Regions from separate parts of the Homo sapiens genome. Here region 2 is linked to region 1. Evidence: read pairs that join two places in POLR2A ChIA-PET (ENCODE). Cell type or tissue: A673. All regions are shown on one strand. Links, peaks and the distances in the headings refer to the core of each region. The heading gives the core; the rest is flanking DNA. Region 1 overlaps PFKFB3 (6-phosphofructo-2-kinase/fructose-2,6-biphosphatase 3). Region 2 overlaps PRKCQ (protein kinase C theta).

Evidence for each region. ChIA-PET counts read pairs that join two places held together with the same protein. Peaks named below come from ENCODE experiments on the same cell type or tissue, not always from the same donor. Only the 100,000 strongest peaks of a DNase experiment are listed, where the experiment ranks them.
Region 2: POLR2A ChIA-PET joins it to region 1 with 9 read pairs; 2 of 35 experiments call an interaction of 5 or more read pairs at or near these places.

Annotation. Positions count from the first base shown.
Region 1 is chr10:6,218,189-6,221,099 of GRCh38, forward strand. PFKFB3 (6-phosphofructo-2-kinase/fructose-2,6-biphosphatase 3) reads left to right here. Exons shown (of 15, transcript NM_004566.4): 7 at 1,381-1,505; 8 at 2,470-2,677. Among named protein-coding and RNA genes, the nearest start is that of PFKFB3, 17 kb to the left of the region's middle. RefSeq lists enhancers at 416-917, 918-1,417. In A673, for the core only: no CTCF peak of the experiment used is centred there; DNase peaks (open chromatin) are centred at 683, 1,233 and 2,303; H3K4me3 peaks cover 1,068 bases; H3K27ac peaks cover 2,344 bases.
Region 2 is chr10:6,431,573-6,434,483 of GRCh38, forward strand. The region is part of intron 16 of PRKCQ (protein kinase C theta); the gene reads right to left. Among named protein-coding and RNA genes, the nearest start is that of LINC02656, 83 kb to the left of the region's middle. RefSeq lists an enhancer at 1,222-1,391 and a cis regulatory region at 1,307. In A673, for the core only: no CTCF peak of the experiment used is centred there; no DNase peak of the experiment used is centred there; H3K27me3 peaks cover 2,500 bases.

The DNA of each region.
Region 1 (2,911 bases), core at 207-2,706:
TTCCCAGTGAGTGGTCACCAATGTGCTTAGCAAGGAGTTTAGCATTTGTCTGGTTGTCCACTAGCAGATAATCATTTGCCCCAACCCACCATGTTCAGAAATCTCTTTCTGATGAAATCTCAAAGCAGCTTGGTAGAGCCAGGCATTTGTGAACTTAGATTTTTTTTTTAAATTGTGGTAAAATATACATAATGTAAAATTTACCATCTTAATCATTTTTATTATTTATTTATTTATTTATTTATTTATTTATTTATTGAAACGGACTCTCCTTCTGTTGCCCAGGCTGGAATGCAGTGACACGGTCTTGGCTCACTGCAACCTCTGCCTCCCGGGTTCAAGCGATTCTCCTGCCTCAGCCTCCCGAATAGCTGGGATTACAGGTGTGCGCCACCACGCCCAGCTAATTTTTTTTGTATTTTTAGAGGAGACGGGGGTTTCACTGTGTTGGCCAGGCTGGTCTCAAACTCCTGACCTCAAGTGATCTGCTTGCCTTGGCCTCCCAAAGTGCTGGGATTACAGGCGTGAGCCACTGCATCCGGCCATTTTAGCTATTTTTTAAGTGTGCAGTACAGCAGCAAATTATATTCCCATTGTTGGGCAACCGCCACACTCTATCCGCAGGACTTTCTCATCTTCCCCGGCTGAAACTGTGCCAGGACACAGGCACAGCTCCCGACTGACTCGATCTTTGAAGAGTGGCTGCCTCTCAGTGACGGCAGTGGTTGATGAGAAAAAGAGCCCAGGCATTCAGAAATGCTGAGTTTCCCTAAAATCCACCTGGTTTCTGGGGCCTGTGCCACTGTGGGTGTTGGTAGACCTGTGTTGTTGCCTAGGAGAGCGAGCCCTGCAAAGGAGCCGGCACAGCCCTAGTTGGAGAAGCAGTTAACCACGGACTGGTCACACTGGGGCTGCCTCAGGCAGTGGGGGGTGGAGGAGAAACCACACAAGGCCAGAGGCATCTCTGGGAACTCCTGAGCATACCTTAGAACCAGCAGCCTCCTCCCGGCACGGGGAGCATTGCGGATCCTCACGTGGAGCTCGGTTGAGTTCAGCGCCAGGCTGTCTGGCGGTGACTCGGGCACGGGACAGATCCTGACTTGCTGGAGCATTCAGAGGTGTTCATTATGGAATCCCTGTGGGTTTCCTGTCTCTGTCCTTCCGGCTTCAGTTCTCCATCTCCCCAGGGAATCCTCCCCATGTAACATCAGGCTGTGACTCAGCCCCCAGCATCTTTCTCCCTTTCTCTTACACGCTGGGCCGGATAATCTTTATACTGAGCCTTCTGTGCGCTCCCCTTTTGAAAGCCCCAAATCCTGCTTAATCTCAGCAGAAAGCCTTCCAGCGTGATTTATCAGCCACCCCTTTGTGGTGTTGCAGGAAGTTAAAATCTCCAGCCCGGATTACAAAGACTGCAACTCGGCAGAAGCCATGGACGACTTCATGAAGAGGATCAGTTGCTATGAAGCCAGCTACCAGCCCCTCGACCCCGACAAATGCGACAGGTGATTCCCGTGGCTGGCCGTCTCTGCAAGACCCACATGAGGGTTCTTACTGAATTCTTGATGTTCCCACAAAGGATTTGCTCCTGGATACCTTTAAAAAAATTTTTTTAAGACAGTTTTTTTTGTAGAGATGAGGTCTCGCTATGTTGCCCGGGCTGGTCTTGAGCTCCTGGCCTCAGGTGATCCACATACAGCCGCTGGATACCTTTATCAACTCTCTTTGAAAATATCTTTTAAAAACAATCCTTGATGACAAATCATATTCAGTGGGAATATTTTGAACACTGTGTAGAAGTACAGGAAGTCAACATAGAGTTGAGCCTGATTTTGCTACTGTCCCTCCGATAGTTCCTTTCTTTTTTCTTTCCTTTCTTTCCATTTATTTATTTATTTATTTACTTACTTACTTGCTTGCCTGCTTGCTTAGAGACAGGGTCTCCCTTTGTCTCCCAGGCTAGAGTGCAGTGGCATGATCATAGCTCACTGCAGGTTCAAACTTCTGGGCTCAAGTAATCCTACCGCCTCAGCCTCATGAGTAACTGGGACTACAGGTGTGGGTGTCCACGCCCAGCTAATTTTTTTTTTCTTTAGTAGAGATGAGGTCTTGCTATGTTGCCCAGGCTGGTCTTGAACTTCTAGACTCAAGCAATCCTCTTGCCTCGGCCTCCCAAAGTGCTGGGATTACAGGCATGAGCCACTGCACAGGCCCCTTTCTTTTTTTCTCCATTTTCTTTCTTTTTTCTCCCCCTTTTCTGGGAGGCAGGCCAGCCTCACAGCCAGACACCAGCTGTGGGAGTTGTCTTACGCATATGCTCTGCCCCTTAGAAGGATTCAGTCTGTGCCCTGGAGGGGCCTACGGTCCCGCCTTGCTGTTCTCTGGGGATCACATCTTCGGAGACGGGCCAGGTGCATCCTGCTGTGGGTGGTGGCCTGAGCTGTGGTTCTCGGTGGGGTCTCTCTGCAGGGACTTGTCGCTGATCAAGGTGATTGACGTGGGCCGGAGGTTCCTGGTGAACCGGGTGCAGGACCACATCCAGAGCCGCATCGTGTACTACCTGATGAACATCCACGTGCAGCCGCGTACCATCTACCTGTGCCGGCACGGCGAGAACGAGCACAACCTCCAGGGCCGCATCGGGGGCGACTCAGGCCTGTCCAGCCGGGGCAAGAAGGTGCGGGGTGTGCTGCCGCATGGGCCGTTCTGGCTGTAGGGCGGTTGCAGGGTCTATAGGGTGGGTGGGGAGCTGTGTGCTGCTGCTGCTGCTGCTGCTGCTGCTTGGTGTGCTTGCTGTGTGTGTTATCTGTGTGTGCGCCTGCACGTCTCTATGCATATCTGTGTGCATCTCTGTATGGCTCTGTGTGTGTGTGTGTCTACGCCTATCCATGTGGCTTTGTGTGTGTGTGTC
Region 2 (2,911 bases), core at 86-2,585, 210 kb after region 1:
CATTTGTGCAGTATAACTCCTGGTCTGTTACACCCAACAGCATAGAGTCAGTGATAATTTGTCATTTGATCAATTATCCATCACTCCAGTCTGATTTCTTACAAAGCTGCATTCTTAGAATGATTCCAGCATTGTGGGGACTCAGGTATAATAGAAACTAGTCCCAGACAGTCAGCTTTGGACTCTACAAGGCATCTGAGTGAAGAGAATTACCCTCAGCTCCTGCAAACCTGCTGGAGGAGCAATATTTAATTCAAGGTCCATCTAATAATTTCTGAGCTGGCACATACATACATATGTACATTCCTCTCTGCACTGTTCCTTCTCCTGTTCTTTCTGCCTAAGAAGTTAAAATGAACACTGGCAAGACAGGAAAGAAACTTGGATATTTTTCAAACTTAAATAAAACCTGTCAAGGGCATTAAGAAACAGGAGAGTCTAAACATTAACTTAGAAAAGTAACAGGTCCCCTGGGTGTCTGGAGTAGTTACCGGTTATTCTTACATCAGCTAGATGTTTATTTATGAAGTAACCATGAGTTATAGGGCATTTTAAGGAGCCTAAGGTTCTTTAAAACAGAAAACATGGTGGAACGCGTGATTTTCCAGGAGGCTTTCCCAGGGACTTGACCTCCATTCACACCTAAATTGCGAGTCTCTTGTTTTTACTGCTCATAAACATAGCCAGCCTGCATGTTCTGAAATAGTGCTTCACTTGTGTTATCTGAGTACTTGAAAATCTTCAAAGGCTCCGTTCTACCAAAAAAATATAAAGACCAAACAACATGCTATTGTAAAGTGAAGTTTTTTCGCTTTTTTAAAAAAAAGTAGGAGAATCTTTTAAAGTTCCGGGTGAAATGTTTGTGCAATCACCCGGTGTATCTGATTGGCAAATTCTTAGCAGTCTCAACTTCCTCTCTCCCCCTTACCATATGGGGACTGCTGAGGACTCTCTAGGGAAACTTGGGGTTCCAAAGTACCCAATTAGAAAGCCACTGCACGGTGGAAATAACACGACAGCTATCCGAGAGACTGACTACCCACGTCGCCTTGGATAAGTTTTCTGAGTCTCAGTTTCCTCGTGTGTAAAGGAAGGGCTAGACAAGGTGATCTCTAGGGCTTGGAGAGTTCTGACATCCTCGGGTCCTCGGCTGGCATTCAAGGCTCTCTGGAGTCTGACGCTGACTCACAGGACCTTCCATTTCCCATTAGGACCCTCTCCAGTCCAGACATTTCTGCTCACCGAAAACACCACCTGCCTTCCTGTCTCTGTCCCTCACTAATGACATTTCCATCTTGCCATGAGATACCCTCCCCTAGTCGACTCCTGCTTCCCTCCCCTCATCTTTAAATTCTGCCTTATCTTTCAGGGCTCAGCTTTCACCCCCTTTTCCTTGTGAAACTTTCTTTGATTACCTCCCCTGACAGGGAGCTCTCTCTCTTCTGTTCAAGTCATATTCAGGATTGATCACCCTATCATACATCATTCACATCACTCATGATTCTTACGACTGATACATCATCCACTCCAACCAATGTTCTTTGAGAGGCAGGCACTGTGCTAGATGCCTCAGTGATTTTCAAACAAATTCTAAGAGAAACAAATTCATCATCCCAGTTGTCAGCTGAGGAAGCCGAGCTTCAGAGGATCTAGCACTTTGATGACAAGCGGCCTCCTTCCCCCTCATCCTGATGGATAATCTCTCATCTGTGTACCACACAACATCTTCGCTCCACTGGAGAATTAGCACATTGTATCTTTTTTCCAAGGTTGTCTTCTTTCCTACCACACTGTAAGCTCTGGAGGCCGGGCACCATTGACATATCTATTCCTTACAGAAGCTAGCATAGTGCCGTGCACAACATAGATGCTCAGTAGATGCCTGCAGAGTAAGTGAATAAGCTGTCTTTCCATTTTGTTTATCTGCAGATCACGCATCTTCTATCCTCATTTTATCTCGGTTGCCTGTTTTCAGCATAGAAAAGAAGCACCAAGTTCACGGTAAGATATATTTTTCTGTAGACTCAGAAAATGGAGTGGGTACTAAAAGCCCTTCATCACCACTGTGCAATCCACATAGGTAACGAAATGACACCTGCACCCCATACATTTATACAAACCATAAAACAGCAGGAGTCATCACATGGAGCTGATTGATGTTTTAGAAGCAAAGAGGGGCTGGGCACGGTGGCTCATGCCTGTAATCCCGTCACTTTGGGAGGCTGAGGTGGGTGGATCACCTGAGGTCAGGAGTTTGAGACCAGCCTAGCCAACATAGTGAAACCCCATCTCTACTAAAAATACAAAAATTAGCCGGGTGTGGTGGTGGACGCCTGTAACCCCAGCTATGCGGGAGGCTGAGGCAGGAGAATCATTTGAACCTGGGAGGTGGAGGTTGCAGTGAGCCGAGATCGCACCACCACTGCACTCCAGCCTGGGCAACAGAGCAAGACTCCTTAAAAAAAAAAAAAAAAAAAGGAAGCAAAAGGAATAAGTGACTTGCCCTATATCCCTTCTCCTGAAACAATGATACTAAATGATAAATGATTGGTCTCTGCTTCTTAAGGACATTTGGATGAAACGAGATTAGATAGATGGCGTAAGTGTCTCAGGAAGGGGCCAAAACCTCGCTCATGTTGTTCTAATGAGATGCTTCAGCAAAGTAGGCTGGAAGTAACTGCCCTGGGCCGTGTGTGCTGCAGGCTGGGTTTTCTATTCTATTTCTTCCAGTGAACATGTGGTATTTGTACCAAGAGGATCATGTCAATGGGCTTTCTTAGCTTGGATGTGTACCTGCAAAATTTAAAAATATATTTTAAAAAATTAAATGTGTAATGAGAAGAGCATATGGTCTCCAGCTCTGAGCGTCAATATTCTTTCCAGTTTTGCACAGAACGGTAAATTAGTATAT